2 separate regions of the Mus musculus genome follow, and region 1 is linked to region 2. The links are chromatin loops, found by intact Hi-C in ENCODE. Cell type or tissue: heart. All regions are shown on one strand. Each heading gives the region's core, and the rest is flanking DNA. Links, peaks and the distances in the headings are about the cores only. Region 1 holds the start of Mir7231 (microRNA 7231). Region 2 holds the start of Pex5 (peroxisomal biogenesis factor 5).

The links. Hi-C counts contacts between places; a loop is a spot of excess contacts. Peaks named below come from ENCODE experiments on the same cell type or tissue, not always from the same donor. Only the 100,000 strongest peaks of a DNase experiment are listed, where the experiment ranks them.
Region 1: a loop joins it to region 2, with 2.8 times the contacts of the local background. A loop is called at or near these places in 3 of 42 quality-filtered maps.

What each region holds. Positions count from the first base shown.
Region 1 is chr6:122,820,917-122,836,276 of GRCm38, reverse strand. Foxj2 (forkhead box J2) reads right to left here. Exons shown (of 11, transcript NM_021899.3): 1 at 15,307-15,360; 2 at 7,774-8,120; 3 at 4,767-4,841; 4 at 3,271-3,339; 5 at 2,976-3,116; 6 at 2,401-2,596. The coding sequence starts at 8,106. Mir7231 (microRNA 7231) reads right to left here and starts at 4,900; the gene lies at 4,840-4,900. In heart, for the core only: a CTCF peak has its summit at 7,984 (motif pointing left); DNase peaks (open chromatin) are centred at 8,016 and 9,746; H3K4me3 peaks cover 1,918 bases; H3K27ac peaks cover 2,806 bases.
Region 2 is chr6:124,408,074-124,423,433 of GRCm38, reverse strand. Pex5 (peroxisomal biogenesis factor 5) reads left to right here and starts at 8,367. Exons shown (of 16, transcript NM_001277805.1): 1 at 8,367-8,461; 2 at 8,984-9,147; 3 at 9,392-9,427; 4 at 9,733-9,865; 5 at 10,034-10,165. The coding sequence starts at 9,001. D830015G05Rik (a long non-coding RNA gene) reads right to left here and starts at 8,362. Exons shown (of 4, transcript XR_378022.4): 1 at 7,543-8,362; 2 at 2,691-2,766; 3 at 2,122-2,180; 4 at 1-957. In heart, for the core only: a CTCF peak has its summit at 7,467 (motif pointing left); DNase peaks (open chromatin) are centred at 7,593 and 8,273; H3K4me3 peaks cover 2,175 bases; H3K27ac peaks cover 2,172 bases; H3K27me3 peaks cover 153 bases.

The DNA.
Region 1 (15,360 bases), core at 3,836-11,835, 1.6 Mb after region 2:
CTAGGTAGGTGTGCAGCCCACCTGGAATCCCAGAGCCCAGGGCGCAGAGATAAGGGGACTCTAGAGCAAGGTGACTAGCTGGACATGCCTAATGGGCAAGTTCTGGATTCAACTGAGCAACCCTGCATAAGGTGGAGGGCGGCTGAAGAAAACATTTGAACTGACCTCAGGCCTCCAAAGGCAAGCATATCTACACATTCACACAGACAATTGGACGGACACACACACACACACAAACATGCAAACACACATGCAAAATTGTGTGCCTCTGTGAAAGTGTGTGTGTGTGTGTGTGTGTGCGCGCGCGCGCGCAAGCATACATGTGTATGGTATGTTTGTGTGGTTAGTTTTTTGTCAACTTAACACAAGTTAGGGTCATCTAGAAAGACGGAACATCAATTGTTCAATTGAGAAAATGCATCCATCACACTGGGCAGTAGATGGGGTGGGGGACGACATTTTCTTGATTGATGATTGATATGGGAGGACCCAGACCACTGTGGGAAGTGTCAACCCTGGGCAGGTGGTTAAGAAAGCAGGCTGAAGCTCACCATGGTGGCATACATCTTTAATCCCAGCACTCAGGAGGTGAAGACAGGCAGATCTCTATGAGCTCAAGGCCACCCTGATCTACATAGTAAGTTCCAGGACAGCCAGGACTACATGGAGAAACCATGAAACTCAAGAAAACAGAGTAGGCTGCACAGCCATGAGGAATAAGGTGGCAAGCAGCCTACCCCATGGCCTCTGATCAGTTCCTGCCCCTCTTTCCTCTCCAGGATCACTCGGTCATGGCTGTTACCACAGCAACAGAAAGCAAACTAGAATAGTACACAGATGTGATCATTGCAGAGGGCTGAGGCACACCATCTCTCAGAAAGCCACCCAATGAGGACTTTAAGTCATTCTCAGTAACTGTGGAAGTTTGCCAATGGGGCAGATATTGGCTGCTGTTGGGAAAGCACTGTCTATTAACTGTGTTAGGTATGGTGATGGTGTGGTGGAAAGCTACAGGAGAGGCTCTCATCACTGTGATGCTTCCTGAAACTGCATTTGTAGAGAATGGCATGAGGCCTGGGAAATTCGCTCAACTGTTTCCACTTGGAACCAAGTTCAGTGGCAGGTCAAATAAGCTGAGCAAAATAAAGGTGAGTGACGGAGGCCAGGGGTTGTTTCTCATCTGTTTGCAATGTTTTATAATAAAAACTAACAAATAAAAAATATAGTAGCTTTAATCCCAGCACTCAGGAGGCAGAGACAGGCATTGCTCTGAGTTCAAGGCCAGGCTGGTCTACTTAGTGAGGTTCAGGACAGATAATGCTACACAGCAAGACCCTGACTCAAAAAGGAAAAAATAAGACAGGATAGAGCAGTAGGAGCTGGAGGTGAGGTTCAGTTGGCAGCCTTAGTCGTAGCTGAGCACTTGCTCCCACTGTATGAGCCCTGGTTCCATCCCCAGTACTAAACCAGATGTGACGGAGCACAGCTGTAATTCCAGCAGTCGGCACCAGACAAGGATCATTCAAAGTCATCCTTGGCTACATAGCAAGCGCAAAGCCAGCCTGGGATATCTGTAATTCTCTCTCACCCTAACTAACTAACTAACTAACTAACTGAAAGAGAAAATTAAGTTGTTCTTATTATAAAGCATAAGGATTCTTGGGGAGAGGGTGCCACTACTGTCCCCTAGTGGTCATACTCTGAATGACTCGCTCACAGCTGGGAACTCATTACCCCTGGACTAGAGGTGTAGCCCAGTGGTAGAGCACTCTAACACACACAGCCCCTGGGTCAAATCCCAGGACTGGGGTGGAGGATGTGAGGGAAATCGCTGCCTTTGGATTGTCCTCTGATTCGTTTTCTGAAGATAATACCCTAGTGTGCCTCTGAGTCAGCTGTCTGTACCAAATAGTTTAGTCCTCTGACCAGTTTCATATATTAAAACGAGAAATTGGGAGCTGGCAAGATGGCATGTTCAGGTAAGTGCATCTGCTGCCAAACCCAATGCAAGTTTGTTCCCTGGGACTTGCGCATTGTAACATTTTTTAAAGACTACACACACACACACACACACAGAGAGAGAGAGAGAGAGAGAGAGAGAGGGGGGGGGAGAGAGAGAGAGAGAGAGAGAGAGAGAATGTAATCTCAAAAAAAAACAAAAGACAGAAAATAGGGAGAGAAGAGAACATTACCACTTGACAGTATAAGAAACTTTCAGTCCCAGCAACCAGAAGGGGGAGACATGCAGATCTCTTTACGTTCAAAGCCAGCCTGATCTACCTAGCAAGTTCCAGACCAGCCAAAGCTACAAAGAGGGACCCTGTGTCAAAGAAAAAGAGGAAAGAAAAAAAAAAAAAAAAAAAAACAAGGATGTCCCCGCCTGTCCCACTGCAGACTCACCGTGCTGGGAGGAGGAGGACCGCTCCAGCATGGACTTGTAGAGGTTGCGGAAGGACCAGCTTAGGTCCTGAAAGTTGATCTCTGAGTAGGAGAATTTGAAGTCATGGTTGGTGTTGTAGAGGGGAGGGGCGCCCTCTGTGCTCTCCTGGCCTGGGGCCCCTGCTGCCACTGCTCCACCATCCACAGACCCTGGGCCCTGCAAAGACAGGTAAGAACGGTGACCTAAGCCTTCTAAGCAGCATAACCCACCAGGGTCAGTCAGGTCTGTCCTCTTCACCGTCTCCAGCTGGCCAATGGCACAGCATCACCGGCTCTTCCCGCTCTCATTGGCCATCTTGAACCTGGCTTCTACATCACTCTCCATTTCTTTTCTACAAGCCCTTCCCTAGTGCACCTCCATGCCTCTCTGCACCTCCTTCCTTCTGGCTGGGTTTTCCTCCTTTGCTTTTTCCTTCTTTCCCAATCTATCTGCCTAGCACATGACAAGGTACTCAATATGCAAGTGAACGGCGTGATATCCAAACCCACTGAACCATCCGTCCAATTACCCTATGCTTGTCATCTCAGCTTCCTACCTGGCTGTAGTTGGCCACGGAGGAGGGGCTCTGAAGTGACATCTGAGGAGTCCCCTCGTGAGAGAGTGAGGCTTCTCCACTCCCTGGAACACCTCCCCGGGGGCTTTTGCTGGCTTCCTGCTCTGGGGAGTCTTGGGATAGCTGAGAATTGTGAAAGAAGAGAAAAGCTGTATGCAGGGTGAGGCACCCACCCACGAGCCAGCTTGTGGCTCCACCTTGCTGGTGCTAACCCGCATTTAGTCACAGAAATGACTAAAATCCAAGAAAGAGCTCTCCCAAAGAAGAGAGCACTTACGTCATCATCTGGAGGGTGTCTTCTCTTCCGGGAAATGTCAGGGCAGGTGTCAATTGTCCAATAGGAGCCCTGGAAGGGGAACCCAACCCCACGGGAAAGAGAAGCATTACCTATAAAGTTCCTGTTGGAAAGAGCCTCTAATAGCAGTCATGCTGAAAATGGGGTGGGGCTCGGGAATGTAGCTCAGTGGCAGAGTGTTTGCCTAGCATGGTGTTGGATTCCCCAAGACAGAATAGAAGAGAGGAGGAAGGAAGGAAGATCAAGCAAGAGAAAAGAGAAAAAGGAAAGGGAAGGAGGGGAGAGAGAAGACGCCAGGCTAGACCTCCTGACGGAATCCCAAGGGAGCTGAGTGCTAGCGAGGAGTAAATCTGCCCTCGGAGGTCACAGAGCAGTCCAAACACTAGCTTCAAACGTTCCAAAGGGGCAGAAGACTAATGTCAGAGACTATGTCAGAGAGCTGAGAAAGGCCAGAAAACCTGGTCCCTTCCCCTACGACCTGAGGCAAAAGTGCCTTAAGCGTTAGCATCTGTCAAATGGGAAGAACCTCTCCCTTCTCCCGTTAAGGTCAGGCCTGAGACCACACAGAAAAGCTTCCGAAAGGTTAGCGAGCAAACTGGCGATGTTGGTACACACCAGTAATCCAGCACTCAGGAGGGACTAAGGCAGGAGAATGACAAGTCTGAGGCCAGTCTGGGCTACACAGTAAAACCTGTCTCAAAAACAAAACAAAACAAAACTAACTAAGCCAACATTTTACATGTAGAAACAAGTGCTTCTCAAAAGAAAGGGGGTCCCGCCAGCCTGGGCTACAGAGTGTGAGACTCTATCTTTAAAAAATTAAAAGGCTGGGCATAAGGACATGCCTTTGCTATTTGTTTAGTTTTGTTTTTTTTTTTAATTTTTTGAGACAGAGTCTCTCTCTAAGGCCCTGGCTATCCTGGAACTCTTTATGAAGACCACACTGGCCTCATAGTCACACAAATCCACTTGTCTCTGCCTCCTGAGTGCTGGGATTAAAGATGTGTAATACCACACCTATACTGATGTATGTCTTTAATCCCACCACTTGAATCTATGAGTTGGGGTTAGCCTGGTCTACATATAAAGTTCCAGGTCAGCCAGGTCTACATAGTGAGAAGAAAGAAAGAAAGAAAGAAAGAAAGAAAGAAAGAAAGAAAGAAAGAGAGGGAGGGAGGGAGGGAGGGAGGGAGGGAGGGAGGGAGGGAGGGAGGGAGGGAGGGAGGGAGAGAGAGAAAGAATCTCAAAGACAACTCCATCATAAACATTCCTATTAAAACAAAAAGATTTCATAGTCTTCCTTAGTCTCCCACTCTAGGAAAGACCCAGCAGCTTGGCAGCCATGCTCTTCCTCTGAGGAAAACACAACGATGCTTCTAAAGCTAACATGGTTTCCTCCCTGGTCATCAGCACAGCCACCGGACTCTGAGTGTCACCTCTCCTTCCTCCTCCCTTTGATTCCTGCAGCAGCGACTCACCTTCCCAGGGTCATCCCGAGGTCTGGGCACCTTCCGGAAACACTTGTTAAGGGAAAGGTTGTGTCGAATGGAATTCTGGGGAAACAAAGAAGCAAGTTAGGTCTGAGCATTGGGTATGCCCCAGTGTTCCCCAAAGGGACACAGAAGAACATAGTTCCAGGGCCCATTGCAGCACCTCAGCCTGTACTGCGGGAGGGAGGGCTGCACAGAGAGCAGAGGGGTGAGGGGAGAAAACCACCGAAGTCAGAGGTGACGGTGACCAGGTGATCGTGAAAAGTTAACTTTACAGCTTTCAGCCTTCCTGCCAAATTGACAACGCATATATAAATGCCTCAAGCCAGAAGGAGCTCTGAATTTGAGGTTAGCCTGATAATAGCAAGTTCCAGGATAGCCAGAGTCACATGGTAAAACCCTGTCTCAAAAAATAAACAATAACAGCAATAAAAATAGCCAGACATGGTACCCCACACCTGTAGGCTCAGCACTTAGGAAACAGAAACAGGAGAGTGGCCACAAGTTGGAAGCCCCCCTGGTCTATATCACAGTGAGTTCAAGGGCAGCCAGTACTGCATAAAAAGACCATTTCTCTAAATAAGCTGTGTGTAGTGCATGCCTTTAATAATCCCAGCTCCCAGGAAGAAGAGGCCAGTGAATCTCTGTGAGTTTGAGTTGAGGCCATTCTGTTTTACACAGTGAGTCAGGACAACCAGAGCTACATGGTGAGATTGGGTACAGTGGGGGAAGGCTGCTGATGAGCTCATGAGATGATTCAGGGGTGCATAGTGCTTGCCGCACAAGCCTGGGGTACCTGAGCTCAACCCCTGAAACCCACATAGATGGAAGGGAAAGAATCAACCCTATGGAGTTATCACTTCACCTCCACATGCACATTGTGGTGCACACACACACACAAACACACCAGGCATACATACACACAATAACCATAATGAATTTTAAGTAGGAGCTAGGGAGATGGTTCAGTGGATAGAGTTTGACACCGATCGTGAGATGTAGCTGACCACACCTGTAATCCCAGAGTTTTTAGGATTAGATATGAGGTAGGCATAAGAATCCCTGGAAGATCACCCTAGCCAGTCTGGCCCCGCCTCAAACCTGCTAGAAGACGAACAGCATACCCTAGGCTGACCTCTTAACTTCCACAGCCACATGTGGTATGTATGCACTCACGCTTGCACACACATCCTAAACATGCATATCAACAAAAGCAGAAGAGCAGTATTTTACACTGTTTACATACATTAAACAAGGCAAAAACTCATGCGTATTCTACAGCGAGACAGCTCACTGAGCGTGAAGAATAAGTTAAACCTCCGGCACCTACATAAAGGCATGGTCCGTCATGCCAGTGTTAAGCACAGGGAACTCTGCTGTTGTCCTACAGCAAATGGGCGGCAGACACAAGACAGTGCCCAGAAGCTCACAGGCCAACGGGCCTGCTATATATACACAGTAGTTAACAACATTAGAGACCCTGTCTCAAACAAGGTAGAAAGCAAAGACCTACACCCGAAGTTGTCTGTCTTCTGACCACCACACGGGCTTGGGGCACACAACCTTATGGCATTCTTCCACCCTCACTAACAGGCAAGACACGTAAATGAATACAACAAAGGCTAAAACAAAAGAAACCTCAGGAGTGAAACAAAAGCACAGACAACCTTCATTTTCTCAGTAACACTCAGAACGACATCTGGGGAAAGGGAAAGCCGCAGTGCGCATGTGTCAGTGCGCAGAGAGCTGTAGCCTAGAGGGGCACAATTTACCACCGGAAGACTGAAAGCTTTCAACAGCCTCAGTTCATCATCTGGTTTGAAAGTCAGCTGGTGATTTACGGAGTGAGAAAACCACATTTAATCCCCATTCCTACTCAACAGTTGGCAAATGAGTGACTGTTCCAAATGATTACAATGAAGCCTGGCTTGGCAATGCATACCTGCCATCCTAAGCATAGGGAGGTCAAGACAGGAGAATCAGTAGTTCAAGGTCAGCTTCAGCCATATCGTGAGTTCCCGGCCAGGCCAGCCTGAGCCACACATGACACTGTCACAAAATAGACAATGTCTGCCAGACAGACAGATCTTTGTGGTTTGTGTGTTTTGGTTTGGGGGGGGATGTTTTTTTGTTTGTTTGTTTTGGTTGGGGGAGGGTCTCACTTTATAGCTCTGGCTGAGTTGGAACTTGCTATGTAGACCAGACTGGCCTTGAACTCAGAGATCCACCTGCCTATACTTCCAAAGTGCTGGGGTTAAAGGTGTGTGTCACTACACCTGGCTAAATATATATATATATATATATAGTTTAATATGAACCTTCTTCCTCCTCTTCAAAGAAGACGCCCATGGTCTCCATCTAACAGCCTCATTACCTGCTAGTGAACCAGCTACTGGTAAAGATCCTAATTATTCTTTGTTTCTTAGTATACAATGCTTCAGAAGACAATGACTATCTGAAAGGAAGCTATAGAATTTGATGAGTTTCCTACCAAAGTAGGAGTCATACCTTTGCTTGCTCAATGACTTGAACAGAGCAGAGTGGCAAGAAAGACATGAAATCAAAGACTGCCATTTCGGGGAACCAGACAATGAGAGCGTGTGGTAACAACAGCATCCTGCCACTTCACTATATTTCATGCTTGGCATCACTAGTGTTTCCATGATAAAGCTTTTTTTTTTTTTTTTTTTTTTTTTTGAGACAGGGTTTCTCTGTGTAGCCCTGGCTGTCCTGGAACTCACGCTGTAGACCAGGCTGGCCTCGAACTCAGAAATCCGACTGCCTCTGCCTCCCGAGTGCTGGGATTAAAGGCCCTGATAAAGCTTTTGAAGCTGATGAACTCTAAAGTAAGTAGAAGCAGAGGTAGAAGATAAGGGATCTTGAGTTTACGTATCCCTGAGACAAGTCAGAGTGAACCAGACTAGGTTATAGGAAGAAACAAAAGCAGAGGTTGCTAAAGGCTAGGTATGAGCCCAGCTCACAGAAACAGTCCCACCTTCCAACCGATGCCAGCGTTCTTGTAATAGGGGAAGTTGTCGCAGATCCAGCGGTAAATCTCACTGAGAGTCATCTTCTTAGCTGGGGAGGAGTTGATGGCGTAGGTGATGAGGGTGGCATAGCTGTACCGTGGCTTGCCATCTTGGTGGACCGCTGCCTCATCTTTGCTGAGGGTGGCGTTGGGATCTGTGGGCGAGCCTGGGGAGCACTTCCGGGCGCCCCCTGGAGGCCCAGCCTGAGAAGCGCTCCCAAGCTTCTCAATAGTGGCTCTGAGAGTCAGCTGTGGCAGCCAGTCTATGGAGGTGAGGCTACTCTCCAGGTCGGAGGCCATCGTACTTCTGGGTTCTGCAGAGAAAGACAAAAGTAGGAAGGCAGATGAATCGCCTCTGTTAACTCCACTTCTTAAACAGATGTATTTATTAGTATATGTAAGTACACTGCAGCTGTCTTCAGACACACAAAGGAGGCGTCAGATCTCATTACGGCTGGTTGTGAACCACCATGTGGTTGCTGAGATTTGAACTGTGCCATCTCACCAGCCCTGTTAACTCCACTTCTAATGTGGAGGGCAAGCAGCCTCTTTCCATTTAAATTCCCATTTAGTAACCCTCTCCTGAGATGACCAAGTGCAAGTACCAACCATCCGCCAGATGATCGAGTGTTCTTTATTCATTTATTTATTTTTAATTCTAGACATGGTTTCTCTGTGTAGCCCTGGCTGTCCTGGAACTTGCTCTGTAGACCAGGCTGGCCTCAACCTCACAGAGATCTGCCTGTCTCTGCCTCCCAAGTACTGGGATTAAAGACAAGCACCACTGCCAGAGTGTTTCTTAATGGAGAGTATGATTATGTAGTCTCTCCCTTCACGAAGGATCAGATAGCAAATCCCACAAAAAATGAATTATTCCCTCAATTCTTTTTATAACCTGTCAACACTTTTTTTTTTTTTTGGAGACAGGGTTTCTCTGTGTAGCCCTGGCTGTCCTGGAATTCACTTTGTAGACCAGTCTGGCCTCGAACTCAGAAATCCACCTGCCTCTGCCTCTGCCTCCCGAGTGCTGGGATTAAAGGCGTGCGCCACCATGCCCGGCTGCAACACAATATTTTTAAACTCAATATAAGAGTAATTTTTAAAAAATCAACCCCACTTAGCAGGTAAAATTAGCCAGTGTCTATTCTCCAATTACATGACACTTGTATGTTTATATATAGCATCCACAAGTACACAGCAATAGCACATGGAAAGACGGAATAAACATGAGTATGCACTAATGAAGCACACACTGACACTCTTAAAGCTGTTTCATACTAAACATGAGCACTCAGCTATCACACACATGCCTAACATAAAGCAAATTAAACATAGCCCAAGTGCAGATTCTAACAAGTGACCAGGTCTGGAAGCACAAGTCTGTAATCTCAAAGACTCCAGAGGCTGAGGCAGCAGGATCACAATTTCAAGGTTTGCCTGGGCTACACAATGAGGTCATAGGCAGCCTGGGCAATTTAGTGAGACCCTGTCTCAAATAAAAAGTAAAATCACACACACACACGATACACATACATACATACATGCACACACATACATGCAGGCAAAACACTTAATGTGACTCGGCATAGTGTACTTGCCTGAGTCCCTGGATTCAGTCACCAGCACCACAGTAAACAAACAAATGATGACAACCAGCATCAGCAAGGTACAAGACTGACGCGTGGACAATGGCACGCACACAGAGATCACAACATATACACGGCATACATTACCAACAGAGCACAAAGTCACACAGAAGAGACAGCTCCTAAGTACACCGCTGCCCTCACACCTTTAAAGCTCCCGCTAGCACGCTCCAGCCCACAGACACCAGCACCAGGAAGAAGTCATCAACAAGGCCCTCCCACCTCCCAGGCCTGCTGGGCTTTACCGAGCCAGGGAGACACCCAGCTGTGTGCACACCGGTAACAATCAGATAGCCTGGCTAAAAATAGCCTCCGTAAGGCTAAGAGCTGGCTCCCCTTCCCCGCCCTTCTCCTCCCTCCTTCCTTCCCAGCCAGGCACGCAGGCTGCCTGCACCTCCATGCAAACTCCTAGAGCTTCGATTCCGCCCACGCCTGATGTTTGCCAGCCCTGCCGCCAACCAAACTGCCTAGGCTCTCACCACCGGGGAGGTGTGACAAGTTAGTGGAGGAGAGTGACAGTATCTGTATTGCGGCGGGGTCTAGTGAGGCGAACAGGAACCCCCCCCCCCCGCCCCGCCGCCGCCCCCGCACCCAAGTAGCCATTTGGCACTTCCTCGGAGCTGAAGCCGGCAAACCCCTTAAGCCCTTGCAGTGTAACAGGTTTGTGCCTGCACAGCCGCCAGATTCCAGCGAGCATTTCTTGCTCAGTCCCACCAGGGCAGTACTCTGCACGAGCCAAGACTGCCCCCCTCAGAACTTAGCATGCCGGTGAATAAGTACCCTGTCTGCCAATCCCTAGCCAAAAGACCCATGACCAGACCACACCAGACCAGACACTTGCAAGGATGCAGACTCACGCACTTGGCAAGCCCCAACACTTGTCTCAAACAGGACCCCTAGCGTCTCTCTTAACGCCCCCCACACACACACACACACACACACTGTGACATACCTTTCAGGCGTTCACTTTCTCATCCTAAAGTGTAGTTTCCACACAGACGCTTGCCCATTCCCTACAGCCCAGAATTCTCATTCACTCCCCTCCTGACCAGGTCCCACCCTTGAAATCAACCTGTGCTCACATGTACCTGGCCCAGTGCTCCCAACCAGCAACACACCTACAAAGCTGCAGGAAACATCTTCCTTGCCTCAAGGGTCTAGGAAGCAAGAGCCTTAACTACACCTCAAGAGTTGTTTGGGCATAGAAAAACAAAGGGGCCATGCCATGTCTGTAACTGGTACCAAGCAAGCCCACCCATTCAGCCATAGCTCTCTCACCAGAGCCATCCTTTCCAACCTAATGTCACCACCTTGCCCAAACCATGAACATGGAAACTTGGGAAACAATAGGGACACGTCATCTTTCCAGGAAGCCACACACACACCTTCTAGCTTTTTGCTGTGTCAAAACACCCTGGCCTCTGGACTACGGCAGGGAGCACGCAAGCAGCGTCCGTCTGTTCCATAGGTGGGTTCTTTAAGATCAACAGTGATATGCCAATAAGCAAATTCCTAAGGACTGGGGTCATTCCAGGAAGAAGCCTGGAAAGATGTGTTACCCTGTTCCCTAGTCAGTCAGCCACTGCCCTCCCCAGCTCTGTGTGTGTGTGTGTGTGTGTGTGTGTGTGTGTGTGTGTGTGTGTGCGCGCGCGTAATGAGTCTACACTGTCCGTGCTGGTCTCAAACTTCTGGGCTCAAGCAATCCTCCTGCATCAGCTTCCCAGATAACTGGGTCAAGAGACATCAGTCCCTTAAGCTCCATTATCTCCCAGGAAAGAACCCCAGGGCACCTCATCTTTCGAGCCAGAAAATTTCAGTTATTGCCTCTGAAATACTCTTGACCCTAACCTGAACTGTGGGGGTGGATTTGAAGTGTGTAGAGGCCCATTTGACATGTGCCAACCACCAGGCATTTCTAAAAGGGAAACACACACACACACACACACACACCTGCCTCTTGCTAGCTGTCCTGCACCCTTGCCCCACATGACACTGAGAGACACTAACCTTTCTCCACTATTCCTTCCCCAAGAGGGCAGCCCTCCAAATGCAAACCTCAGTGCTCAGAATACATTCCAGCATAAACCCTACAGAGTTCACAGAGCCTGGTCCTCCTGGTCTCTCAGCACTCCTTGGCCTGGCCCACGTCCTTACCTCCTCACTTCCCCGTTCGTAGAGGGCAGTGGCGATTGACTGAGCTTCCTCTCTCCTATTCCCAACCCCAGATCTGACTCATTACATGCCCTTAGCTATCCCTTGCTCCCCGGTGAAGTCTTGATGCCTCAGTTTCCCCCTCCAGTAAAAGAGATGAAGTCATAGCCCCTACCAAAGCTTCGTCCCTGGAGGGACAGGAATGAAGCTAATGAGCTCGTAGCTGCCACGCATTCCACGATCCCCAAAATAATGGCACAAGGCTAATGCCCAGGGCTATTATTAGAAAAGCAAACAAGAGGTAGTTCCATTTCTCGGGCCAGCCAACCTAGTTACCCAGACCTCTCTCTCCAGGTGGGCCTCGTGCCACTGGCCTGGGCAGAACCTGAGTCAGGCCACATTCTTCTCTGCAAGCTGGAAGGAAACACACAGAATCTGGGAAAGGCAGCCAAAGGGCAGACTCCATCACATCCACGGGACAGCTAATGACGACTACAGTGCTGTGGGAAGGCAGCAAACAAAACAGAGCCAAACACAGTCTTCTTGCGGCATGAGCAGCCAATGGGACGGGACCTGTGAGATCCTCGAGAACCTGCACTGTTTACTGCCCATGTTACCCGAACAGCTAGTAACTGTTCTCCACATGGTACCCAAGTCTGGTACCCAGGAGTGAACCTCCTGAGCGGCACATCATGCCAAAACTAACAGCCTCCCTCATGATCGGCCAGGCTGCCTGGCTTTCAACTCAGCTCTCATAGAGGAGTCATTTTAGCTTCTCGGTATCTTAATTTCTATCTCTGTAAAAATAAAATAAAAATTCTAACAAGTTAGCTATAGTGACACAAGTTTGTTCTGGTAGCACTCTGGGAGGCTAAAGCAGGAAGACTGCCATGAGTTTGAGCCAGCCTGAGCTAAGGCCAGCCATGGCTATATAGTGAGACACTATTACTCACACACAAAAACAATCTAAAAAGTTTTTAAAAAAAAAAAATTGTTGTTGTTGTTGTTGGTTTTGAGACAGGGTTTCTCTATGTAGCCCTGGCTACACAGATGTCCTGCAACCCACTATGTAGACCAGGCTGGCCCTGACCTCAGAGATCCACCTGCTTTTGCCTCCAAGTGCTAGGATTAAAAGAGTATGCCACCACCACCCAGCTTAGAATTCTTTTAAATGAAGGTTAACTGTTCCTACAAGAGCTGTGAGGCTTAGCTAATATTTTTAGTATGTTTAAAGCACTTAGTAAGTATACCTTTGTTTTTGAATGAAGAAAAAAGACTATCAGTCATCTGTATGTATGGCTCAGTGTGTGTAAGGTGCAGGTGCAGCCCACAGTTCACTGCCCAACACCAAAATGTTTCAATGGAAAGAGAATAGGTCCCAGAGAGATGGCTCAGCAGTTAGGGACACTGGCTGCTCTTCCAGAAGACTTGAATTCAATTCCCAGCACCCACATGGCGGCTCACATCCATCTGTAACCTTAGTCCCATGAGATCTGATGCCCTCTTCTGGTGTGCCTATGCACAGAGAAAATACTCATATATACATAAAATGCAAGAGAAATAAATCTTTCAAGAAAAGAAGAGAACGTCAAAAAGAAAATTATAGCAGATCGCAGAGACAGCATCAGACATGCGGTGATCATATTGCCGAGTCTGAAACAAGCCTGCAGTGGCTGTCAGAACGTCAGAATTTCAAACATTTCCCTTGAGTTCATCCGCCCAGTACTGACTGCGATCGGGAAGCCTCAGAGGACGTAGAAAAGGGGAAAATAGTCACCTGTCTTTCAGGGGATTTTGGTGCAGTCATAAGATACCGTCCCTAGAAAACAATACACTCCAAAGCACAGTTAATGCAAGCAGCCCCTCACTGACTACTGAGAGGCATGAGAGTTACGGAACTTGTCCCAGCAGAGCCAGCTGAATGGAGCAGTCTGCCTGGAGCAGCGACACCACAGCCCACACTGTGCCCCTCAGAAGCTGCACTCTAGCATCTGATAAAGTGCTTTGTAAGGAACAGACCACTGCCACGGCTGGCACACCTCTTTCAAAAGTGGGAGAGGCGGTTCTAGACCTGGAAGTTAAGGACAGGACCGTCATCTTTTAAGACTGGAGGCACCCACGATGAAACTTTCCTACCAGTCCTGGAAGAAAACAGGTCCAACCTGGGAAAGGCCTGCCAAGCAGCTTGGGGTGACTTCAGGAGGGGGTCACGGGAATTCCCCCTGGTGGGTGAGGGGGAAAGCTAGGCTTTCTCCCAACTGGTTGTCTGCACGCTCATCTCTTCTTGGTTTTGGCAGAGAGTCTCCTGCTTCTCCAGGCCTGCCAGAAATGATTCTAAGGGATCAAAGCACAGTCTAAAAAAACCGCCAGGATAGTCTTCTCCATGTACATACTCAAAACCCAGACAGCAAGCCACAGTCATTCCCACTGGGGAACATGTACATCATTCTACAGGCCAGCCATTGAACCTGTGGACCACAGTCCTGTTTCGGCGCATCACCACGACAGGTATCTTCCAAGGATCTAGTGGACAGGCAAAGACTTGGATAACACAGGCAAGCCACCCATGGCCCGTATAGGGAGGCAGAGACTGAAAACCTAAGGGGAGGAAGCTCCACACAGAAGACGAGGCATGGTCCAACCACCAGACAGGAAGTGCAGGTCTCGAGCTAGTGACCTCGGGTGAAAAATCAGAGCTCTGCTACAAATGCCACTCTGGCTCAACCAGGAAGATTTCTTAGCACGTTTTCTCCTGCTCTTTCTAAAGATTTTTGATTTTGAAGAAAATTTTCAACACAAGGTTCCTGGGACCCAGAACTAAACGAAAAAGCAAGAAGAGAGATGATGAGACCAGTAGGTGTTTTCCTGGAGGAAACTCTAAAATAAACTCCTCAGAGGTCAGACCTCCCTGGTGGACAGCTCATGAAGATAGAGGGACGGGTGGAAGGAAGCTAGGAAGCACCTTCTTCTCTTCCTCCATTCAGCTGATTTTTCCAGCGAATGGCAGGACACATGAGGGGACTAAGGCAGATTTGGTATCTAGGAAGACTCCAGCCCACCAAGGTGCATTGCCCTGACAGTTCCTTCTCATTCCAGGACATGTGCATTCGCATTTCCCTTTGGATTTTACACAGAGAGGCAGATATCCAGCCTGAAGTAGGGTTGTCAAAAGGGGCCTCCCTCCTGGTATCCAAGACAGAGTGGGCGGGGACCTGTCGCCAGTCAGGCAAGCAGTCATTGTAATAGACTGGAAAGAAGACGTCTGTTGAATATTAAACTGACTTAGGCATGCCCTGGACGATACAATACAATCCATAAAATGCCCCCACGACTGCAGGTCATTTACTGCAGGTCCAGTCACCAGAGGACAAGACCCAAAGATGGACAGTGCTGTGGGATTCTGACTGTGCTGTGTCCTGAGTTACTAACACCATGGCGTCCTGAAAACGCACCTGTTGTCTGTTCTCAGTCCAAAGCATCAACTTCTCTAGGGGCTGCAAATGACCCAACCCTTTGGACTCCAAAATCTTAAAAGGCCATTTCTCAGAGTCTCTGAAGCAACATGTGGGTTCCAGTGCAAAAGTTCCATCGGAAGACATTTCCCAGGGGTCTTTCTTCTTCCCTTCGAATGAACCCTAAGCTCCACCATTTCCGCTCCCCACACCTCCTGGTGTCTAAAGACTACAGAACGGAAAGCACTAACCTGTCTCCAAGGCTCCCCCCGCCGCTGGAGGAAACCACCTGGTACAGAAGTTTG
Region 2 (15,360 bases), core at 2,653-10,652:
TTTTTCTGGAAACTGTTGTATGAGAGGATGTTTTTGCTGAAACAGACATGTGGGAGGATGTTTTGCTAAAAACAGACCCACAATGTTTTTCTGGAGGCAGCCTGAAAAAGGGGCATGTGATGTTTTTTGCTAGAGCGGATGCTTGAGAGAACACATGATGTTTGTAAAGGATATAAATATATCCCAATGAATGGTGACAGTGCTGGATGGTATTGGTAGGCCTTGCCATTCATTGCTGGTTTTCATTGGGGTTTGCTGATGTTGGGTGGTATTGGTATGGGTTATCACTCTTTGTTGGTCATCATTTGTTGTGACTTAATAGAAACACACCAAAATCTTCTGGTGGTGTTCCGGTAGCTTCTTGCTGTTTCCATAGACTCAGGCTGACTAGCAGAGCCTTGCATTCTTTTCTGGATCGACTTATTGTTGTTAATCTATGAACAGTGTTTGCTAGTCCTGCTGTTGTTGATTTGAGAATTGTGTTTGTGAGCCCCTGCTGTTGCTGATTCGTGAATGGTGTTTGTGAGTGGATCGAGCTACCTCCACTGTTCATGTGAACTCAACTGCTAATATCCTGACAACACAGATTAGATTTGCTCCAAAGAGATATTTAAACAGGTGTACAGCTTACTTTGCTCTATCAACCTTTCCTTTTCACTACCTCTGGTGGGTGATGGGTTAGAAGGGACATTAAAGCATTTAGGAATGAACCTTTATTAAAAGTAGGTTTTGGAAAAAAATATCTAAGCCTATAAATGGCACCCAACATGGGACTCGAGTTCAAGACTCTGATATTTTAGTATTATAGGTCAACAGTTGCTGTTCCTGAGACACATAACATATTTTTCCCATTATTTTCATCAGCTAGAGTCTGTATATTGCTAGGAATGTTGTGCCTTCTTCTGTAACTGGAGGAAGATAACATCGGCAGAAGGGTACTGACTGAGCTGGCCAAACCTGTAGTATCAAACAATAGGAAATCCACTTTTTTGGGGATGATGGTGGTGTCTGATAATCTTTCTGAACATAGATGATTTTTAGAAAAATTTTAGGGTCCCAGAAAAATTGAGCTAAAGCAGAGAGTTCAGTTAGGCCTTCTGCCCCAACCCCAGTCCCCTGGGCTTTTCATTCCCTCATTAGAGTAGCACATTTGTTAAAAATGATGGAACCACCAGGCAGTGGTGGCGCACGCCTTTAATCTCAGCACTTGGGAGGCAGAGGCAGGTGAATTTCTGAGTTTGAGGCCAGACTGGTGTACAGAGTGAGTTCTAGGACAGCCAGGGCTACACGGAGAAACCCTGTCTCAGAAGAAAACAACAACAACAACACCAACAACAACAACACTCCACCAAAAACAGAGTATTAGGCCGGGCAGTGGTGACATATGCCTTTAATTTCAGCACTTGGAAGGCAGAGGCAGGAGGATTTCCGAGTTTGAGGCCAGCCTGGGCTAAATAGAGAAACCCTGTCTCAAAAACAAAACAAACAAACAAACAAAAACCAAACAAACAAAAAAGCCAATGGAACCACATTGCTATCAGTATCACCCACAGCCCACGACTCCCTAGGCCTTTCTCTTCTTTCCACTCTATGGGACTTGAGGAACAGACAGTGCCATGCACTTCAATTACAGTGCTGTGTAGTTGAGCTACCTTGGTCTTTGGTGCTTCACTTATTCATCCCTCCTTTTTGACTCCACCCCAGACAACAACTGGTCTTTTACAGTATCCAGTTTTGTTTTTTTAGAATGTCATAGATTTAGAACCACGTAGATTAGTGCTGAGGCTACTATGTTGATAACTCATTTCTTTCTCATGTAGAATACTTTTCCATTGTATGGATGATGAATAGACCCTGTCTATTCATCTTGGGCTTCATGGCTGCTTTTGAACTTTGGTAATTATGAATAGATATATGTAGTGTTTTGCATGTATTTAACTTGTCAATGCATCTGGCTAACTACAAAGGATCATACATATGTATAGTAAGAATATATTTAGCTTTTTATGGAGTGGCCAAACTCTTCAAAAGTGGCTATGCCATTGTATTAGTCAGGGTTCCCTAGAGTCACAGAACTTATGGGTAGTCTCTATATAGTAAGGGAATTTGTTGATGACTTACAGTCTGCAGTCCAACTCCCAACAATTGTCAGCAGCAGCTGTGAATGGAAGTCCAAGGATCTAGCAGTTGTTCAGTCCCATAAGGCAAGCAGGTGAAGGAGAGAGAGAGAGAGAGAGAGAGAGAGAGAGAGAGAGAGAATGAATCTTCCTTCTTCCAATGTCCTTATGGAGGTCTCCAACAGAAAGTGTAGCTCAGATTAAAGGTGTGTGCCACCATGCCTTTAATCCCAGATGACCTTGAACTCAGAGGTCTCCCTGTCTTAATCTTCTGGAATTCATAGCCACTATGCCTCTAGTCTCCAAGCCAAGATCCAGGTCAGAAACTTCTATCTCCCAGCCTCCAGATTAGGATCACTTTTGAGCCTCCAATTTGAATTGTAGTTCATTCCAGATATAGTCAAGATGGCAACCAGGAATAGCCACTACAGCCATCTTGCACTCTTGTCAGAACTGACTGATAGTCCCTCTTGACCCACATCTTCGCCAGCATTTGATAGAGTCAGACTTAGGATGCTGGACATCCTAATAGGTGTATATTGACCTCTCGTCATTGTTTTCACTTACAATTACCTAAGCATATGGTGATGAACATCTTTAGATTCCTGTGTTTGTCCCTTGCATATCAGTTGAGGTTCCCACTCCTGTGCTGTAGACGAGAAAATTAGATGAGAGTCAGAATAGCTACTGCAACTCATGTGTGGTGAATATAACTAACGTTTTGGAGGATTGTGAATCAAATTCTTTTCACTAAAGCTCAGTCCAAACCCCCTCCCCCCGAAAAAAAAAAAACCCAAACCAACCCACCAATGACATGATTTTGAAATTTTGCTTACATCAGTCTTTCTTTTCTCATTCTATTCCGAGGTCCCCTCTTTGTTTCCATCCTGTTTATAGAGCTTTATTTAGCTCTTCCTCTCCACAAATCTGCTAGGCACAAATTATCTTTATTTTCTTTCATTGACAATGTCCTCACGTTCTCTCTTATTGCTCTAGCTGCTTTCAATCTCTCTCTTGTTTCTAGTTTTTGAAACTTGGATAATATGTGCCTTGGTATGTGTTTCTTTAGGTTTATTCTGTTTGGATTTTGCTCAACTTCTTTCATCTGTAATCTAGAGCTCTTGCCAAATTCAGGGCAGTTTTGGTTGCAACTTAGGGTACCCTCTCAGCCATCCCCCTCCCTTAGCACTCTGAAGATGCACGTGCTGGATCTTTTGTTATGGGTTCTGCAGGCCCTGGGTCTGTTTATTTGATTTTTTTCCCCCCTCTGGTCTATTTCTCCTCTGTCATTCAGCTTGAATAATTTCTAATGTCCCATCAACCGTGACTGATTCTTTCCTCTGTCCTATTCATTCTATTGGTGAACCTTTTTTTTTTTTTTTTAAGATTTATTTATTTTATGTAAGTACACTGTAGCTGTCTTCAGATACACCAGAAGAGGGCATCATTACAGATGGTTGTGAGCCACCATGTGGTTGCTGGGATTTGAACTCAGGACCTTTGGAAGAGCAGTCAGTGCTCTTAACCACTGAGCCATCTCTCCAGCCCCTTGGTGAACCTTTTTAAAGTTGATTATTGCATATTTCAGTCCTAGATTTTCTATTTGGTTTATAACCATGGGAAAGCCTAAGTGGTTGACTCTTTAGCTTGCTTGTTTTTAGTTAGTAGCTAATTTTGAAGGTTATATACCTGACTGATATATTATTATCCTCTCACTGGCTTTGTGGTATACAACCCCTGAGACATATATGTATAATGATAGCAGTTGCCTAGGTTACTCTTCAAGGGCCTGAAGTGCTTCAGCTGAAAGCACTGGCTTTTCCTATGGGAATATGGATGGCTCAAGGATGACAAAGACAGGATGAATCAAGCTGGGCGTTGCTGCCTCAGTATTGTACCAATGTTCCCCTTGGCTACCTTAACCTTTGGGTCAGATCTCTGTTCAACTCTGCTCACATCCTATTAACCACGTCAGAAATGTCTTCTCTGGAACTATAAGATTAATTTGACCTAAACCTCCCTAAGCTCTCTGCTCCCCTCCAGGGCTGATGACACCAAGATATAGGTAATTAAGACTATCCTATTTCAGGCCAGTGAGCTTTGCCTAAAAGCCTCTAGTCACCGGCTCTTTCTCTACTATTGTACCAATTCCTTCCCCATCCCCTGGCCCTGTTAAAACAGGGTAAGACACCTTAGTTTTCCAGAGAGTCTTTGTCGGTCATACGGTCCATCTTTAGTTTTGATGGCTTTCAGGTAAATCTTTTTCCTTGGCCCTACAACCTGTATTTGAGTCATTGGCTGTTTCGAGTGGTGAGGTAACAGATATGGTTTGGCAGCAGTATTTTAAAAATATATCTTCTGTGTCTTTGCTGGGGATCTGTAATTTTTAATGTTTGAAATGAACTTTGAGCCTTGGGCATGGGGACTTCTTGCTGCTCCTGGCACATACTCGGCAAGTGGCCTACCACTGAGCTGTATTCCCAGCCTGGCTCTGTGTGTTTTGTCGATTCAGAAGGATTTATAATTGCTCAATGAAACATTTTAGAACTATTTGATTAGCATTTAAAGAAATAGGTTGTCATTGTGATATTTTTTCTGTACAAATATCACTATATTTTGTTCTTATTTGGCCCCAGTGTCCCCCACTTCCACTCTGCCCTTTCTGCTGATTTCTTTTCCTCACTCAATTAACTCCCCTTTGTGGTAATGAAGCTTTTTCTTAAATGATAAGTACCCTAAAATAACGCTAATGCCTCTGTCATCTCAGAACTGGGCGCTTATGTTGATACGGTCCAGCCTGAGATGTTCGGGGGTCTTGGTAAGTGAGGGAACTTTGATTGATACCTGAACATTTTTTGCAGTGTGATATGAGATTCTGAGTACTATGTAAGACTTTTACCTCAACTGAATTAAAAGAAGATACCCTTCCAAATGTGCCTGTGTGAAGACCTTGGTTCACAATTTCTTGTATAGCAACCCCAGGGAGGGGGTTTGGATCCTCATTCTTTTTTTCTTTTCTTGTTTTCTCTCTCTCTCTTTCTTTCTTTCTTTCTTTCTTTCTTTTTTTTTTTTTTTTTTTTTTTTTTTTTTTTTTTTTTTTTTGACTCAGAGATCTGCCTGCCTCTGCATCCCAAGTACTGGGATTAAAGTTGTGCACTACTATGTCTTGATGGATTCTGGTCTTAAAAACAAGAACAACAGTAAGAACAAGAACAAGAACAAACTAAAGCATCCCCCTCCAAGAGAAAAGAATGTGGACTTGAAAACGTACAAAGAAATTTGTTTGTTCAAGTGAAATTGTGTAAATGTAAATTGCACTTAAAGAACACAGAATTGACAAAATTGGTTAAGTTATAAGCTAGAAGTGGATTTCATTATTGGTCAGGAAATCAGCCTAGGGATCCCGGCAGGGACAGAGCTCATCTCAGCAAGGGGTGTGGTGTCACACGTGTGTAATACCAGCACTCAGAAGGGAGAACTAGGACCGGGAATTCAAGGCCTGCCTGGGCTACATGAGAACCACCATAATGCCCCTCTCCATTGAAGCCAGGCACAGCAGCTCATGTCCACGATCCTAGCATACAGGATGTGGAGGCTTGGGAATTGCAGCAAGCTTGAGTCTGGTTACACAGTGAAAAATAAGATCCAGGAACTGGGCTATCTAGGTCAGAGGCCAGCAAAGCACGACGGAGCCTGTGCCCTGTTTTCGTACAGTCTAAAAGCTGGGCATGTGGGGTCCCCCCCCTTAAAGCAATTGAAATAAAGTTATAAGAATGGTTTATCGTGGAAGTTAAATGAAGCAGTATCTTCATTGCTCACAAGAACTTTGACTGGAATACCGCCATGCTTGTTCTATGGCCCTATTGTGAAATGACAGAGAAGCAGGGACAGACAGTGTAGATCCAAACGTGTTCATTGATTGGCTCTTTACAAAGCTTGATGCTAATGGCCTAGATGCAAGTCCCAGCTTTTAAAACCCATATCACAGTCCCAGGCAAGATCCAACAGTTTTTGTCTCGGTTCCCTCGCCTGTTAAACAGGGATGCCTTGACATTAATAGTTATGAAGTGGATCATATAAGTCAGTATTTGAAAAATGTTTAAATCAAGCCTGTGGTGATGTAACTTGGGTCTGAAAATTAGAGGATTTCAGCCTATTCCTCTTGAATTGGCTAAATATTAAGGAATGTTTACCTTTATTTTATAACTTCTTATTTTATGGGTAAAATATGATTTTAACTTTGAACTTAGATGAAGAAGATATGGTTTCATATTTAAAACTTTAATGAGCTAATTATAAATATTAAGCACCCACATAACTTAATTTAGCCTTTCCCCTGGGACTGTGGGCCAGGCATTGTGAAGAAGTCTTTGGCTTATATCAAAGGTCTTTAAGGTCTACAAGGAAGACTTCTCCAAGTCTGGGATGCAGGGCTGTAGGTGTCTGGTGCTTGCACTGTTTAAATTTGTGTGCGGTATACGATGTATGTGTGGTGTGTGTGTGTACACAACTCTCAGGGGAAATAACTTTTCTGCTACTTTGTGGGCCCAAGGGATTAAATTCAGGCCCTTAGGCCTGTGTATAAACACCTCTACCACTGAGCCACGCTGCCAACTGCTTGCATCGATTCTGACTTCCTAGCTATTTGATTTTTGTGCAAGTCTTATTTGTAAAAGGAGGTTAGTAATAGCTTTCTCATAGGAGTATTATGAAGATTATGATTAAAAGTGCTAATGCTCACCAAGTGCTTAAGGCAACACCTGGGGGTTAACATGCATTTCATAAGCATCGGTTATTATCTCAATTATTCTCCCAAGATCTTGGCATGGTAAATTCCTGCTAATCAGTTACTAACCTCCTAGCAGAGTAGGAGGTTATGTGTGTGATGCGTTTTGAATGCTTCTGGGAGATGCTCTCCCATTTCCCCATGACCAGAAATTCAAACCATCATATGCTTTCCTTAAACACTGCTTTCTCCAGAGATTCTCCTGTTTTAACATATTCATCTTCCAAGATGGCATCCTTTCCTCCTTGGTGTGGTTTAGTTTATTCGTTGCTAGGTGTTTTTTTCTTTACAATGGCAGCCTGGAAACAGTGGACAGGGATGAAATTTGTGGTCAAGGAGAATGGGTGTATGTGTGTGTGTTAGGGCCTCTGAAAGATACTGACAGTGTACTAAAGACAGAAACATTGCACAATATTCTGCCTTGTTCAACCACTGCAGTTATAAGGGCAATTTCTATTTTCCCAGGGACGAATTTACACTGCCTGTGTTCCCTGAGGAAGGCTACCTTTGAAATCATCAGGGCAGCAAAGAACCAAGCCTGCCCCAGGGCGCCACCTACAGACTACCTGCTTCTCCCGCACCCCGGGTTGGGACGTACGTCAGGCCTTTCTAGAACCAGTTTCCTCCTAGCCCACCTACCAGCACTCTGAACCCCTCCCCTTCTCAGGACGTCAAGGAGTCCGTCGGTCTTGGACCTAGGTGAGCTATCAAGGTTTGCTTTCCAGTGTGACCTTGAGGTCTGGCACCCGAGCCATTTCTCTGGCAGATGGTGGAGCCTGAGGCTTAGGTTCATATTCCCTGATCAAAGGTATTCCTTGCCACGTTTCCCCAACTTGGAGCTGCAGGGAATCAGGCCATCGTGACCTTGACCAGTAGGAAAGAGGAGAGAGGAGTGACTCACAGCACTCTCCCCATCCATTACAGGATTGAGGTCTCAAAATGCGTTGGACCCTATTTTAGTCACCAGAATTTGTCATCATCCGGAGCTATTTTCTTCATTACGCAGAGATGGTAGAGGCAGGCCCCTGTCTCCTTGGAGGCTGTGACGCTGTCCTGAAGGAGCGTCTGTTGGAAGGGGGGTCAGGCCTAGGAGGCCGAAGCAGGTCATAGATTTGACCTCCGAAATCTCCCGGGCTCAGTTTGGGCGATTTAGAGGTGCAGGAGAACCAGGAAAGAGAGCTGAACCGTGGAACCTGAAACCTTGGTTTTTCTCCAAAGCCAGAGAGGCCTCTTCTAGCTCCAGTCCTCTGAGTTTTCCACTAATAAATCCTGGCGTTCTAGGGACTACTGCAGGTTTCCCCAATCCAACTGTCCAGGACTGTCTCCTTTAAGGATCTCGGCTCCGCCCATCACGCTGCGCAAGCTTGAGGCCCCGCCCCTTTACCCGTTTCCGTTGAGCTGGGCCGCAGCGCCGCCGTCCCGGCCCCTTTAAGGCCGAGTCCCGCCCCCTTGCTCCCGCCCCCTCCCTTCCCCCAGCCCACTCCGGGTGCCTCGGCCGGTCGGACGGTGCGGCCCGCGACGGCGAGCATTGGAGCCTGGGGGCGCGGGGTCGAGGCCCGTAAGTCCCCGCCGCTGCGGTGGCCTCGTGGGACGGGGTCGAGGCTGGGGCGACGGGGCTGGGGGCGCGGGGCGCTGGGCGGGGACGGGCGCGGCCGGGGAGGGGGCTCAGGTGACACGAGCTGGGATCGGGACCCGCAGCTGGCGCCTGACCGGGGGTGTGGGTCCCGGTGTACGGTGGAAGGCGTCCCCGCTGTCCCTCGTCAGGTTAGAGTTCGGGTCTAGCCGTGTTTATGATGCGCTCCCCGTGCTCCCCAGGGGTCCAGGCCCTTTTGTAGAGCTGCTGTTGGCGGGTGGTGTCTGAGCTGCCGTCCGCTGGAGGGGAAGCCCGAGCCGAAAGCAGCGTTTCGAGTGGGAAGGCAGGACACAGCCTCCTCTTGGACTCCAGACACACCTCGGGGGGTGGCCCCGGGGGCCTGGCCCTTGTGGAGCCGTCGTGGGCCCATCTGCTCTAGATAGGGCCTGAGGCGTGCGTTGGGAAAGTCTGGCTTCCCGACCACAGTTCTAATCTTCTGTCCATCAGGGAAGCTGCTGGTCACCATGGCAATGCGGGAGCTGGTGGAGGGCGAATGTGGGGGTGCCAACCCGCTGATGAAGCTGGCCACCCATTTCACCCAGGACAAGGCCCTTCGGCAGGAGGGACTGAGGCCTGGCCCCTGGCCTCCGGGAGCCTCAGCAGCAGAGACCGTGAGTGTTCTAGGAGAGCCTATTTCTTCCACCTGACAGCTGCTTTCTCTGTGTTAAAGTAATAGCAGTCACCATTCAGTAACACTGGAGTGAGCCTTGTGCGGCTTTACACAGACAAGGACTACTATTTTATAGACAAAGAAGCTGAGGCTTTGTGAAGGCTCTTGACTTGCCTCAGGCCACCTAAGCAGTAGAGTTAGAGTTGGGTTGTAGCCTGCTATTGTCTCTTTCCTTCTTATCTTAGGTTTCCAAGCCTTTGGGAGTAGGAACTGAAGACGAGGTAAACAGAGCAAGTTTCTTTTCTGTCTTTTTTTTTTTTTGGGGGGGGGGGTTGTGGTGATTTTTTTTTTTTTTTAAATCAGTCCACTCATACTTCAGTCTTTGAACTCTCTTTACCAAATGAGATTGCCTGCCAATGTTTTCGTCTACTTTTTGGGGTATTTTTCTGGTTTCCAAATTTACAGATAGATTTTTTTTTTTCTTTATTTATCTCCAGTTTTCGTTTCTCTGTCCAACATCAGTGGGCCCTGCCTCTGGCTGAGGCCCTCTGATCCTAATGTTCATCCGACCATCTCTCTGTAATAGTTGGTGTCAGAATTCCTGCAGGACCAGAATGCAACTCTTGTATCCCGAGCCCCTCAGACCTTCAAGATGGATGACCTCCTGGCAGAGATGCAGGAGATTGAACAGTCAAACTTTCGCCAGGCTCCTCAGAGAGGTGGGTTCAGGGCCTGGTAAGACGGGAAGAGGCCAGAGGGCTTCCATCCTTGGGTTTTGCTGGCATCGGGGGACTGAGATGCTGAGGAGAAAAAGGAGGTGTTGCCCATGAGTGAGTGTGAAGGAACCTGTTTTCTTTTTTTCTTAGTCTTCTCTTGTCTCTTTTAAGCCCCTGGTGTGGCAGATTTGGCCTTGTCTGAGAATTGGGCCCAGGAGTTTCTTGCAGCTGGAGATGCTGTGGATGTAGCTCAAGATTATAATGAGACCGACTGGTCCCAAGAATTCATCGCCGAAGTTACAGGTGAGGCTTGTGGGGACATCTGTAGTAGTTGTTAGGGAGCATTTACATGTCCTGTGTTGCTGGGCGTCCTGATTCCTCTTGGGATGGAAGGTGATTTTCGCTACTAATGACTTTTCTAGTTTCTTGATTCATTTCTGTAGGATGTTAAATGTGACTTCTTATAACAATTGTAGGTAATCAAAACATAATAAAGAGAAAAGTGGGTTTGGTTGGAAAAAAAAGAGAGGGGGTGGAGAGGGAGAGAGAGAATATGAATGAGAGATTAGATCTGCCTCTTTATCAGTAACTTGACTGCTTAAGTCTAGTGGAGAGGAGCTAGAGATTGGATGGGTAGCCCAGGAAGAGAGCAGTATTCATCTCGGCACCTAGGACTCTGGCAATTCAACCATCTTGAGTAGGACTGGGGTCTGAGAAAATTGATTGTGGAGTTCAGAACCCTGAAGTCTGGCTAGGCTGCCTGTATATATATTGGCTTTTCATTTGTAGATTGAACAAACTGTGGATAGAAAATGGAAAATGTATGTCTGCACTAAACGTATACATGCTCTTTGAGTTTTTAGACAGGATCTCTGTAGTCCAGACTGTCCTCCAAATTCCAGTGTAACTGAGATCTTCCTGCCCTCGCCTCCTGAATGTTGGGACTACAAGTATGAACCACTATGCCTGGCCATGTGTGTGTGTGTGTGTGTGTGTGTGTGTGTGTGTGTGTGTATTCACTATTTCCTAATTGATATAATTGCTATATATGTAACATTTACATTATATAGGGTATTATAAGTCATCTAGAGATGTCAGAATAATGGGAGGATTTTTGTGGGTTATATGTAAATATATCATTTCACGTAAGAGACTTCAGTCTTCAGAACTTTGTATCTGTATGGGTTTTAGAAACTAATTTCTTTATGGATGGTCTTTGAGGGTAAAGATCATCTGTAACAATAGAAATAATATCAGCTTCTCTGTGTTAAGTGCATTGAATGTGTTGTTTACTTATCTCTGCAAGATCCCAAGTTCTAGCTGTTGTTTTTAGGACCATTTTCTAGATAAGAATACTGAGTTTATGACTTGCTTAAGATAAAGCAGCATTGTGAGTGACTTGGTTTTTGGTTTTAATGTTTTTTCTTTTTAAAGATTTATTTATTTTATTTCTGAGTACACTGTTGCTCTCTTCAGACACACCAGTAGAGGGCATCAGATCCCATTACAGGTGGTTGTGAGCCACTGTGTGGTTGCTGGGAATTGAACTCAGGACCTCTGGAAGAGCAGTCAGTGCTCTTAACCACTAAGTGATCTCTCCAGCCCAATTTTTTTTTTTCTGGTTTTTCGAGACAGGGTTCTTCTGTATAGCCCTGGCTGTAGACCAGGCTGGCCTCGAGCTCAGAAATCTGCCTGCCTCTGCCTCCCAAGTGCTGGATAAAGGTGTGCGACACCACACCTGGTTCATTTTTTTTTTTTTTAAGTAGAATATCTTTTTATTTTTCTTAGGCATTTTATACATGTTAACAGTAAGTCTCACAGCACCCCACTCCAGCCTCTGGTTCCCACATTCTTTCCACTCACTCTTCTGAGACATCCCCTTTGGCAAGGTGGGGTGAGCGAGACGTCCCGTTTAGTGCTGAGTGTGCGACGGTCCCTTAGTCTCAGCACTCTGACACTGCAGAGAAGTGCCTCTGGCCCGGGTTGGGGGCAGCGCTGATCTACAGATAGGAGCACAGTGGACAGTTTGACAGTCTGTTGTCTAGGTTTCTCCTTAGGTGTCACTGGGAATAACTCTGTGGACGGAGCTGTTACTCTGTTCAGCCAGGCCACACGCTTAAGAGTCTTAGCCCAATGTGTGTCTTTGGGGCCATCCTCGGCTACTGCCTCCCTGTGCGTTGATTTTTCTTCCCCAAGCCTATCTAATTAGTGTAAGAGGGGAGGACCAAGTCAGCCTCCCTCTTCCTGATGCTCACAGAGCGAAGCATTGTTTGCCCCTTTCCAAGTATGAGAAGAGACACATGTGGAGAAAGTTACAAAAGTTCTAGGCCAGGCTGTCACACGGTCTGACTAGCCAAGGTCTGAGATAATGGACTTAAGATGGTTTCTCCTCTCAGCCTTTTTTCTCCTGCAGGAGGAACTCCTAGCACCCAGTAACTTAGTATAAGCCGTTATAGGTGATTTCACAAATACCCTTTCCTTAAGTAAGAAGGGTGGACAGTGTTTCTAGGGTTTGCTATTAGTGCTAAGCGCTTTCTGCTGGGCTGCGCTTTGTACAGGGTTATAAGCCTTCTACAGAGAGTGTCCCTAGGAGACGTGACATTCAAAAGTCATGCCTGTTTGTATTCAGGTGCTTTTCAAACTATTATTCTAAACTCTCAGGTCCTCCCAGTGGAATGCCTTGTGCTCAAATCTGAGCTATCCAAAGACCCTCTGCTGGACAGAACCCTTCAGGTTTCCACACAAACCTTAAGCTTAAGTGATTCGTCTTAGTCCAGAGAGACTTCTCTTGGAATGGGTGGGCTTTAGTTCATTCTCCATAATTTAAAGCTAATAGACAAAAACCCAAGTCCTTTATGCAGCTAAGCAGTGTGCTAAGCTAACCCCTGATTTTATTATAATTAATTGTTTCCTGCTGGTTAAATCTTCTCTAACTCACAAATGAATAAATGTAGCTTTAGAAAAAAACATGTTTGACCTGCCTCACCTGTCCGGTTGTCTTTGGCGAACACATTCTTTTGCAACTATGCCTGCTTCACAGAGTCCCGGATGTGGGTGCCTGGGGCTGAGATGTGTGAAACTGGGCTCTGTAAAGTTGTTCTGTTGTAGTAGGCCTTTGGTAGTGAATAAAAGAATGCATTGAGATTTGGGGAACAGAGCTAAAGAAATAGATTTCCTAGGAATTTGTGTTTTATTTATTAAAAGGATTTATTTTTATTTTATGTATATTGGTCTTTTGCCTGCATGTGTGTCTGTATCATTATGTATGCATTACTTGCAGAAGAAAAGGGTGTCAAGGTTGAGACTGTTGTTAGCTGCCAGTTGGGGTTTTGGAATTGAACCCAGGGCACCTGGAAGAACCCTTAAATAAGCCAGTTCCCCTAATCACTGAACCATCTCAGCAACCCCAGAATCCATGTTTTAGAAATAGCTTTCTCTTAGTGTTTGTGGCTGTTTTAGTACTTGTTTTTTTGGGTTTTGTTTTTGTTTTTGTTTTTCGAGACAGGGTTTCTCTGTATAGCTCTGGCTGTCCTGGAACTCACTCTGTAGACCAGGCTGTCCTTGAACTCAGAAATCTGCCTGCCTCTGCCTCCCAAGTGCTGGGATTAAAGGCATGAGCCACCACTGGCCCGCAACTGTTTTTTAATTGATAAGTAGATTTGACAAAATATACTTTTTAAGGTCTTATTAATTAATTAAGTTTTGGTGTTTGTGATATCTCACTACAAAATATACTTTTTAAGGTTTTATTAATTAATTCAGGCTGGCTTGAATTTGTGGCTGTTTCTGCTGAATGTTGGGATTACTGATATGAATCTTTATGCCTGGTTTGTTTGTTTGTTTGTTTTGAAAAGGTCTTAATATGTAACCTGGGCTGGCTTTGAACTCACAGTCCTGTCTCTGTATCCCAAGTGCTGGGATTATAGGCATGCTTTGTAGATTCTTCTTATATTTTAAATTCCCATGTTTAATATTCTAGAATTATTCAAGAGGAGCCTTGAAGCTCATCTTTTTATTTTAGTTGTTTTTAATATGGAAAAATTTACAGTCTTACTGGTAAGTGTGAAACAATAAATAAAAAGGAAGCCGAGAGGAAAGCTGTGTGTTACTGTCTCCCGGATTCTCCCCGTGGTGATGAGGAGATTCACTCTGGTACAGTCTACAGAGCTCTCCGGCTTCTCCAGGTTTCTGTGCCATTATCTGTATGTGAAGAGTTTTACGTAACTTTGATGTGTAGAAAGCACCATCCCAAGAATTAGTCCATCACCATACAGGACCCAGCCCCCCTTTTTGGTCTGTTGTACTTCTGATAGAATCATCTGTTATGTTTTCTGGCCAGTCTGCATCTTGTGTTTACCTCGATCAGGAGATGAAACTCAGCCCTCAGGTAGCCTGAATTTAGACAGTTTCAGTTGACGAGAGAGAATGTGTGTCTGTGTGTGTGTGTGTGTGTGTGTGTGTGTGAGAGAGAGAGTATGTGTGTGTCAGGGGGCGGGGAGGGGGAGAGGGAGAGGATTTTTTTAGAGTGGCTTACTGGCTGTGGTCCAGCTACTCCACCACTGGCTGTCTACCAACAGGAGATCCGAGAATCCATGGTTGTTTAGTTCATGAGGGTCGATGTCTCAGCTGGTATTCAGTATATGACGATCCTAAAGAAGTAGAGTCTGATGCCTGTGTAGGAATGGACTTGCCAGTGAGATAGAGAGCAAATGGACAAAGAGCAAGCTTCCTTCTTCCATGTCTGGAATAGACTGACTGCTAGCCGTAACATATAGGCTGCCAGCCGAAGGTGTGGCCCATCTCAAAAGATCCAGATTAAAAGTGGGTCTTCCCACTTCAAATGACTTAATTAAGAAAATAATCTCTTACCGGTGCAGCCAGCTGCTTGGGTTTTAGTTAATTCCAAATGTAGTAAAGTTGACAACCAGGAATTGCATCACCGTGTGAGGTTCATAAGCAGCTATGGAATACAAACTTGGAGTGTTAAAGTTGTAGGAAGCAGCTGTAGCGGAAGGTGGTTGGTGCTGACGTTTCCATGAACAGAGGAAGAAGAGGTGTGGATGAATACAGAGAGTACCAGTCTCCTATGATGTCCTGGAAGGTTGGCCCTCTGCAGATGGTGACGGCAGCTGCTCCCTTTTGTTGCTATGTTTTATTTTTGCAGAAACTCCATGAACTGTCTGCTATGGTCTGTTTTATAGGTAAAGAAGTGGAAAATTACAAGTTAAAATAACTACTCTGAAATATACAGTGAATGATGGGTGGCGTTGGGGTTTGGATGTGGGTGACACTAGGCTCAGGTTAGGCTCAGCCTAGGCTCATCCTAGAACCTTCTTCATTCCATCCCACAGAACTCATGCTTAGGGTCGGGAGTTCTGAGTCTTCGACATTTCAACTTGTAGTAGATGTACTCACATGGCACAGACAAGGCACAGTGTGAAGTGGTGTGATGTACACATGAATGGGCTGTCACTGGCTCTAACTCTGCTTGTTGTATG